Linked DNA regions of Homo sapiens: region 1 is linked to region 2. Evidence: chromatin contacts called from ENCODE Hi-C data. All regions are on one chromosome and are shown on one strand. The core of a region is the stretch at or near the end of the contact, and the rest is flanking DNA. Distances in the headings are between cores, read along the strand shown.

Region 1 (5,075 bases), core at 1,538-4,037, 780 kb after region 2:
GAAGAGATGCATCTCTTATATTTTCACTGACAATGCATGAAGGAATGGAAGCATTTCCACAAAAATATCAACACCATGAAGACTGAGCTGTCTGCTGATGGGCTGCCCAGGAGAACTCCCCATTTCTGGAGGTGTGCCAGCAGAAGCTAAGTGACACTGGATGGGAAGTTGGACTTGGTGGCCTTTAAAAGACCCTCCACATGGCTGCAAGGCAAGCCTGAGTCTGCTCAGTTTCCACCCACTCCTCCTCCTGCAGACTCAAGCTCTGCCTCCTAGACTTGGCCTTCAAGGCCTCTGGACTCAATCATCCTCTGTGCTCTCATCTGTCTCTCATCTGGCCTGGGAGCTCCAAAAAAGTAGGCATTGGGCATTTTTATTCAGCAACTGTCCTGGGCCCACCAGAGGAGAGAGGTCATGTTTACTGAGCAAAGGCCCCCGCGACCAGGAACTTCACACGTGTCATTACAGGCCATCCTCATACACCCGGTACTGTAATTAGTTTCACTTTGCAGGTCAGCAAACCAAGGTCAGGAAGGCTGAGCAACCTGCCAAAAGTCACACAACAACATGACTGCCAAAGAAGTGAAGAGATGAAGGAAGGGGCGCTGAGCCTGTGGGCTTCCCGGCTTTTAGCCCCTGGTCCCCAGAGGCATCTGCAGCAGGTGGGCACGCTTGGTTGCCCATCTGCCTCAAATGTGGGGGAGCCCCATCCGGGCACTGAGTAAGGTGGAACCCCACGAGCTGACTAACCACAACCACAGCCTCTGGGGGCGGGGGAGTGGGAGGTGGGGCACTCACCCCCAGCCCACCATAGCCCCAGCCCCGCCCTCCTGGGCCCTAGCAGAAGCTCTGCCATGGCCCAGTGATTTCTGCTTGGTAGCAGCTCCGGGAAGGGTGAGGCAGTGCTCAGCGAGCCTGGGTCTGGATGGCTGGGAGCTGGTCTGATACACAAGGCCAGGAACTGCCCGAATGATCCAGTCACTCTGCTCATACTGCAGGGCAGCTTCAAAGCACTTTCCTGAACATTTGGCCCCTTGGACAGGGACCTGGAAAAGGAAGCCCACAGGATATAGGAGTATCCACCAACTGCCACAATAAAGGCAGTGAGAAGTTGCCTAACAACCACTGGGTGCAGGCTCCAGCTGGATCCATTGCACTTAGTTCTAGCACCAACTCCAAGTAGTAGCTACTATCTTTCCCACTTTACAGATAGGGGCACTGAGGTTCCATTTGACCAAATGGAGCACTAGAGACCAGAGAGGGGGCTGGATGGACCAGCTAGGACCCTGTGGACATAGATCTGAGGCCTTGGGTGGCTGGGAGGGAAGGGAAAGAGGTTTGGATACCCTTCGCAGGCCCTGCTGAGAGATTCCTTACCTGCACCTCCTGCCCATCCCCTCACTGCAGCTCAGGCCTCCTCCTTAGGGAAGCCTTCCCTGATTTCCTCTTCTAAGACTAGGTCAGGCCCCTATGGCACCTGCTATCATGGCTTGTCCTCTCTGGGTTGACCCCATCTCCCCAGATCCATCTCCACAGTGGACTGAACAGGGGTAAGAAAAGGCAGTAACTGTAGAGACTTCAGGGAATCCCGCTTCTGAGCCCAGCCTTACCCTGATTTGCCACAAGGCCCTGGGTGGTCACTTTCATGCATGTAAAATGGGGCACCCTGCCCCACTCTCAGGGCTGGTGACGATCAGGGAAGAGAAACACTGTGGAAGAGGCCCCTTCTACACTTGGAACCAGGACCTGGAGGACAGCCAGGGCCCCTCTCTTCTAGGGACCCGCATACTAGAGTCCACAGGCAGCAAGGCAGGGTACCTGTGATTTGGTAGGGTCAAGGCATCTAGAAGAGAGGTGGCTTTGGGAAAGATCTGCTTCAACCTCCAATCTAAATGACAATACCGCCACCCCATATTTGCACAGTACTTTAAAAATTCGGGCAAGATAATGCCCAAACTGAATCAGACTTAGCTTTATGAACAGATTGGGCTCAAATCACTGATTCTTATTAGCTGTGTTGACTTTGGACACGCCATTTAACCTTTTCTGAGCCTCAGGTTCCCCAGCTATAAATAGGGACCTTACTAGTCTCAGACAATTGGTTTTCATGTGTACACACTGCCCCCACCCCTAGCCTCAGCTTCTCCATCCGAAAACAGGACTTTGATGGTGCCGTTTCACAGGCTGTTGAAGGGTCCCGCAGATGATGGAGGAGTACGGGTCCAGACACTAGAGCACAATCCGGAGAGGAAAAGTGACCTGCCAGGACCCACCAGAGTGGACGGCTTGGTGCGGGGAACCCCCTCCGCGGCCGCCCCAGGGCCAGCGAAGGGTCATTTCCTTCCGCATTCAGCCCCGCCGTCACCTCGCCTGTTTGCCCCCGCGTTAAGTGCGGCGGCGCCAGCAGCTGGGAAATCGGGGCCAGGCCGGATTTCCTCTGTGGACCTGCGGCTCCTAGAGCCACCGCGCCCCCCTCCGGACCCCGCGGGGCCGCGAACTGCACGTGCGGCGGCCGCTGGGATGGGCCTCGCTCCCACGGCGCTTCCTCTGCAACCCCTCTCCCTCCCGCCCTCTCATCCCCCCACACTGGGCCCCCGCCCCTTCCCGGCCGAGGTCCCAGGGTGGTGAAGATGCTTCGCCGCCCCACCCCACTCCGCCCCCGCCGGCTCCGGATAAACCGAGGCACGGGGCCAGGCGCTAGGACCCCACGGCCTCGCCAGAGGGGGGCGTGGCGGGGCGGGCCGGCGGGAGAGGTATTTAAATTGCAGCCGGAGCGCGGGGGCTCCGGTGGGGCAGCTGAGCGGCCTGCTCCTCCTCGGGCCGTGACCCCGGGGTCTGGCGCGGGGTGGGACCCGGGGGCGGGTTTGCGCAAAATGTGCCGAGACTGCCCGGGAGAGGAGCTGCGGCCGCGCTGAGCCAGGTAGGAGCCGCCGGGCAGGCGAGGCTGGCCGGCCCTCGGGGGGCGCACTGTCGCGCGCCTCTAGCGAGCGCAAGGCGGGGGCTGGTCCCAAGGGACGCCCCCCAAACACTCCCCTCCCGCCATCCCCACTGCGCGCGTGGAGCCGGGGCTGACCCTCCCTCGGTCCCTGGGAGTTCCCCAGCGCTCCTGTCTTGGCGGATCTTTCCCGCAAAGGGGTGAGGCCGGCCTTCCCATTTGACAGCTGGGAAAACAATGGCCTGAAGACCGTGACTTGCCCAGGAACACACAGCTAGGCAAGGGCAAACCGGAATTTGAATTCAGGTTTCCTGCAACGCTCCGATCCCAGCCAGGCGTGGGGCTGCCCATCCCACAGCACTAGATGGCCTGCCCATTTCTCGTAGTGGGGTAGGGGGCACCCACCGCTCTCCAAGGGGCTCTGAACCCAGCCTTCTTCATGGGTGGTAAGATGTGAGGGGCCCCCACCCCCACGCCGAGCTGCCTGAAATTCCGCCATCACAGCCACATTCCTTTGGGTTAAGGTCTAATTCCCCCGTGGGATGCACATGTCTCCAGAACGAGGCTTGCCCTTAGTGATTCACTGCTTGACAGGAACGTCCGCAGCAGCTCTCCCAGGACCCCACTCTGCCAGTAAGTCAGCTGAGGCCGAGAGGAGGGAGAGAGGACCTCAGAGGCCAGACTGTGAGCTAGTCTGCCCTGCTCCTGCGTGTGAGGGGTCGTTGGCAGGGCTTAGGGAAGGAGACCTTGATTTGGTATAGTGGGAACATTTGCTTTGGAGACAGATGAACTGGATTCTGATCGTGACCCTGCTATTTTCTCCTTGTGTGACTTTGGGTAAGTCACTTCTCTGAGCCTCCTTTTCTTCATGGGCAAAAAAAAGACAGTTCTATTGGGGGCAGTCGGCTCAGCATGTGCTGGAGAAAACACAGTATTCAGGTCATGTAGAACTGGATAAATCCCAGCTCCAAAGCCCTTATGAGCTGGGTAACTCTGGGGGTAAGTCACTTCACTTTCCGGAAACTGTTTTCTCATCCGTAAAATGGGAATTACAGTAATTTCCTCAATAGGTGATTGTGAGAATTAAATGAGATGATATAGGTCAAGTGCTTAGAAGACTAACATCCTTAAATGTAGGGGTGGGCTTATTGTGGTAGTAGTCATTGCCCCCCGTACCCCTGCTCTTTCTCTCTCACTCTCTCTCTCTCTCTCACACACACACACACACACACACACACACACACACACACACATTCTTTGGCACTTTTCTGAGTTGGACTCCTGAGAGTCCGACTCTCCTGCCTCCTCTTGCCCAGGCCACTTGTCTGCAGGCTTGGGGCCTCCCCACTGAGCACACCTCACCTGGGATGCTCAGCCCTGCGAGGGTCACTGTGTCAGCTGGGAAGGACAGTGAGGATGCAGGGCACCTTCGCCACCATTCTTTGCCTGATCATCACAATAGTTGGGGTTGGCCAGTGGCAGAACTGGAACCCAGCTGCCTACCCTGCAGACAGGACACTGGGGCACCAAGAAAGGAAGGGACTTACCTTAGGGAGCAGAGCTGGTGAGTGGTGGGCTTTGGATGCAAGCCTGGGTCTAAGTGACACCGTCCTCCTTTTTGAGAGAGAGTAGTCTTTAAATGCTACACCCTGTACTTGGGCACCACTGAGGAGGGCCCACAGCTGAGGGGCCCTTCCCGTCAGATGCCAGGACAGAGTGCCCATGTGCTGCAGGGACGATCCCTTCTGGATGTGCACAGGGCCACCTTGGGGATAGAGTGGGGTTTGGCAGAGGAAGGGGAAATAAGGGCCTAGGACCCTTCCTTGTCCTCACCTGGCACTCACCACTCAGTCCACTGCAGCTGAGCTTCTGCCCTGATTTTGCCACTTGTTCACTAGTCTTTAGTGAGTACCTACTTAGTAGGCCCCTGTTCCCACATGATAAGAAATAAATGATGAGGAAATGATAAATGTGGGAAAACAATGACATGTGTGAGGAGCTGAGGAAGAGCATTCAGGGAGAGGAAACTGCAGGAGCAAAGGCCCTGTGGCAGGAATGAATTTGCTGTGTTGAAGGAACAGCAGGAAAGCTGGAATGTGGTGAGGGAAGGGAAAATGGGCAAGAGTCAGAGAGGAGACTG
Region 2 (4,793 bases), core at 1,740-4,239:
TTTACTTATGAATTTTTAGCTCCATCACTTATTAACTGTGTGATTTTGGGCAAGTCACTTAATTTCTGTGAACGTAGTTTTTTCTTTGTAAAATTGAGACAATAATAGCTCTCTTACAGGGTTGTTTTGAGGACATTAATATATATAAATGTAGGGGAAAAGAAATATTTTTCCCATTGCTATGTTCATGGCTGAGGCTCCTGTAGCAAAAGACATTAACGAGAGAGGTCGGGCGTGGTGGCTCACGCCTGTAATCCCAGCACTTTGGGAGGCCGAGGCAGGCGGATCACCTGAGGTCAGGAGTTCGAGACAGCCTGACCAAAATGGTGAAACCCCGTCTCTACTAAAAATACAAAAAATTAGCCGGGCGTGGTGGTGGCGCCTGTAGTCCCAGCTACTCGGGAGGCTGAGGCAGGAGAATGGCATGAACCCAGGAGGCGGAGCTTGCAGTGAGCAGAAATCGTGCCACTGCACTCCAGCCTGGGCGACAGAGCAAGACGCCGTCTCAAAAAAAAAACAAAAAAAAACAAAAGACATTAACGAGAGAAAAGCAAGCAAATATATTTAATACAAGTTTTACATGACATAGGAGCCTTCATAAGGAAATGAGGATGCAAAGAAACAGGCAAACTTGTGTATTTTTATGTTTAGGTTTGATGGAAGAAGTGGGTAGTCTTGGAGAAATATGATTGGACAAAGGCGGTATGATGTAATGGTAATAGGATCAGGGTTGGAGGGAACTTAGCAAGGCTGGTTTGTTCAGATTTTTCTGTATGTCCCTGTGTCTTCAGAGAAAAATGAGGCTTTCCTCTGGGAATAAGGAGGGTACCTCTTGAATGAGGATCTGATTACCTGCTTCAGGGGAGAAGGGTGAGGGGAAGCTGAGAGTGAGAATACTTTCTTGCGTCTGCTGTTTTCTCATATGCTAAGATGTCATATTTTGGGGTAGCATGTCTTGAACCCCATTATAAAGAATCAAAGTGGTGGCTGGAACATAATAGGTAGTCAGTAAATGTTTGAGATATTCTCAGAAGACTTAGTTCTGTCTTCTCAAATGGTTTCCCTAAAGTCTTAAAATAAATACATCAGAACTTCTTGTTCTGTGGTTTTAAAGTGTTTTGTGGAGTTTGATTCCAGAGGCTATAGGTGGTGTAAGGTATGAGCTTTGCTGTTAGTCAGATTTCCATTCTAAACTCCTGTGGCACATAGGCAAGCTCTTCTGCCCAGAGAAGGGCCTCTAGAGATGGCAGGTTTTGTGGTAAATGGATTGAAAAAGAGGAGGAGGAAACTTGGTAACTGGGAAACTTGGGTCACTTCTGCAGGCAGTTGCAGCCCACTGAATAGCAGTATGTCAGGACCTTAGTGGTGAAACCATTTTTCATTGTGATCTCTGTCTCTGTTATTCTAAGTGTCTCAAAAACTGGAACCATGTCTAAGTCCTCTGCTGTTTCAACACCTGACCCACAGTAGATATGCCAATGTATTTTTTTGAAATAATATCTATCTAAAGTGGAGAACTTCTGTGGCCCATAGAGTTCCATAAATCCCTAATGGCTCCTAATTCTTCACCCCAGCTTCACCTTGCAGAGATATTTGTATTTAACAAGGATTTTCTAGTCTTTAATCATAAGGATTTGCAGGATTTCAGGTCTTGGGTTTTTTAGGCCTTGCTCTGCTGCCTACTTCCCTTTGCAAATATGGTCAGGCCAGACAGCTATTTCCTTCATCCCTAGTCATTGTGTGGGACCTGCCAGGTTCTTTCGGGTTTTTAATGCTGGGGTGGTATTTGTGGCTTTAATGCACAAGAGTTGGGGAGCATGAAACCCACATGATCAGGTAAACATCATTCTCTCAGTGGGTCCAGGGTTATGAGAAAACATAATGCTGGGATGTTCTTTCTTCCCAACTCTACCCCTAGAATTGATACTTTTATGTAAGCCATTAATTCAGTAAATACCTTCTGAGCATATATACTGTGGATCAGACATTCTGCTGGGTGCTTTAAATAATTATCTTTCCAAATACTCACAAGTTAATACTTTGAGTTAGACTGAGGGTATTGCCTTCAATTTCGCAGAAAAGGAGTCTGAAGTTTAGATGAAAGGAAATGACTTGCCTTAGCTAGTAAAGGGCAGACCCAGGATTTGAAACCAAGTCTTCATGACTAAAAGATAATCATTGATTGTCATGCTTGTCTATGCTTTCAGAATGGGAAGCTCCTTGAAGATGCATGTCTGATTGAATTTTTGCTCCCTGTTCTCAGCACAGGGGCTAAAACAGAATTTTTAAAAAATTGAATATGTAATACATTGGAAAGTCCTAGATAGAATAGGGGAATTGGGGTGAGGGTATTGAGAAACTGTTTCCTAGTCCACATTATTTCCCTGGAGAAGCTCCAGTCCTTAGGGTGATTTTTTTTTTTTTTTTTTTTTTACCTATAGGATTGAAAAGGAAAGCATTATTCATTCCAGCAACCCATAAGGAAAACTAACACAAACATTGTAATGCTTTAAAGATCTTCGTGTCTCATTGGGAAAATAACACCTCCTTCACTGTGTTATTTTGAGGAAAAGTGAGATGATAAAAGAGTCTGCCTGAACTCTAACGTTTTATGTTAAGTTGTTTTCATGCCTGGCTTTACCTGCCCTATCCCCTTTCTGGGCTTCAGTTTCTCTATGTGTACAGTGAGATGTTGAACTGAATGGTCTTGCTGCTCTTCCTTCCTTCATTAACATGAGAACAGATAGTTGATGCCTCTGATGTTCATGTTGTTCCCATTGCCCTTTTCTCTTTAAGCGCACTGCCTAGTTTCCTTTAAAGTCGTTGCCTTCTTTAGTTTTCTTTTTAAGCTGTTTCTGTGTGGGCTAGTGTTCCCTTTTGAGGTTGAATTGAATTGTGTAAGGCCTCAGGAAGTGGTGGAAGCACCTTCCTCAAACCTGGTTGCACCAAAGGCCCATCAAGTCAAGTCTTGTCCCCAAAGAGGAAGAGAAAGCCTGGGGTTCTTAGCCCAGGCTAAGATTGAAGGAGTTTCTCTTTCGAGCTTTCTGGGTTAATTTCAAAACGTACAGGAGGGACATTTTCTTTTAAATTTCAAACACTCACCCTGTATATCATTAATATTCCTTAGCCATTTTTGTATAATATCATTTTTTAATTTCTATCCACCTTCTTAAATCTGTCCCTTGGGTCAGACAAAATGAATTCAACCTTTCCTCCACATGACAATTCTTTATAATCACAATAGTGATTTTATTACTGTTCTTCTCCAGCTAAATAGTTTCAAGAGTTTCTCAAATGACTACCTCTTTTTGCCTATTATACCACTTTGCTTTCCACAAAAAACTTCCCATGGGTAGTCCCTTCCTCATGCTAATCTTATTTCTGGTTCTGTATAACCTATCACTTCTTTGTAAGTTTTCACACTATTGCTGAAATAAGCCAAACATTCTTTCTCATGTTCCCTTAACTTGGGTCTCATAGCATTTTGTTTGTTTAACATGTTTTCCTTTGCTTGCTGTCCTTACACTCAACAACCTTCAAGACCAAGTTCAAATATCTGTCTCTGATGCCTTCTCTGACATTGTCCTCCTGTGCCAGGCAGAATTAGTATTTCTTCCTTCAGTGTTTATGTGTTACTCTGTTGTAATGGCTATGACATCATTTCTTATATTATATTTGTACTGTGTTATATTTTGTGTTGTACTGTATTGTAATTAATGTAATTTGTATATTCTACCTCTCCTTAAACACTTCTTCAAAACAACCCTTCCAAGGTTAGAAATACGTAGCAAATACCAGGTGGTCAATAAAAGAGGAAAGTACCACGCATTGAGTAACTTACTGCTGTGCAAGTTGCCTAATAAATATTCCCAATCCTCACAACAGGTCTCTGACATATTTTTCCATTTTTTCCCATATGAGTCTCCCATTTTACATATGAGGTAATTGAGGTCCAGAGAGATTAAATGATTAATTTCTGATCTCACAGCTGGTAACTCAGACAGAATTGGGATTCAAACCCAAGCTTGCTGATTCCAAAGCTTGAGTTGTGTTTGGAACTATTCTTCTGACTCCTAATTCAGTATTCTTTCTGTGCACATCAAAAACACACAAATTGAGTATGTAGATGTGTTTAATGCAGTGATGGACTAGAGTTCAAATGGGAGTGTGGTGGAATGAGGAGCAAATAGCTGTGGTACTCTCATAATTGTGTATTAAGAAATAGCCCTAGAGTTATTAATGCCTTAATTGCAACTGTAGGCAATTCTGTAATTTGGCATTTTAAAATGAATCTATTTTGGCTGGGCATGGTGGCTCACGCCTGTAATCCCAGCACTTTGGGAGGCTGAGGTGGGCGGATCACCTGAGATCAGGAGTTTGAGACCAGTCCGGCCAACATGATGAAACCCCCGTCTCTACTAAAAATACAAAAATTAGCTGGGCGTGGTGGTGGGCGCCTGTAATCCCAGCTACTTGGGAGGCTGAGGCAGGAGAATCGCTTGAACCCGGGAGGTGGAGGTTGCAGTGAGCTGAGATCGTGCCACTGCACTCCAGCCTGAGCGCGAGACTTCCCCTGAAAAAAAAAAAAAGAATCTGTTTCATCTTGTTAGCAGATATAACAACACCTACCTTTGGACATGTTCTGTTCTAAAAAGGGATGAAAAGCTGCTTCTCTCACACTACCACGGGCAAGATAGATGAGCTCAGCTTTGACTTGAAACAGTGTTAGTGCTTATGAAATCTTTCGCCTCCAAGTTTTGTCCTATTTTTGTTAGGTGCTGGTAACCTACCTT

The links. Hi-C counts contacts between places; a loop is a spot of excess contacts on that map. Pooled maps may share reads with other maps.
Region 1: a map with no recorded cell type shows a loop between it and region 2 (5-fold over the local background). The contact joins the promoter of LRRC32 here to the enhancer-like site in region 2. A Hi-C loop is called at or near these places in 2 of 37 single-sample maps with no recorded cell type and 4 of 50 pooled maps.

The regions. Positions count from the first base shown.
Region 1 is chr11:76,668,459-76,673,533 of GRCh38, reverse strand. LRRC32 (leucine rich repeat containing 32) reads left to right here and starts at 2,787. Exons shown (of 3, transcript NM_001128922.2): 1 at 2,787-2,920. RefSeq lists an enhancer at 1-10 and silencers at 671-910, 2,643-2,842, 2,903-3,032.
Region 2 is chr11:77,447,332-77,452,124 of GRCh38, reverse strand. The region is part of intron 1 of PAK1 (p21 (RAC1) activated kinase 1); the gene reads left to right. Among named protein-coding and RNA genes, the nearest start is that of PAK1, 24 kb to the left of the region's middle. RefSeq lists enhancers at 2,631-3,060, 2,640-3,410. Within about 2 kb of position 2,989, at least 3 of the 41 ENCODE cell types and tissues checked have a DNase peak (open chromatin) inside an H3K27ac peak, as active enhancers do.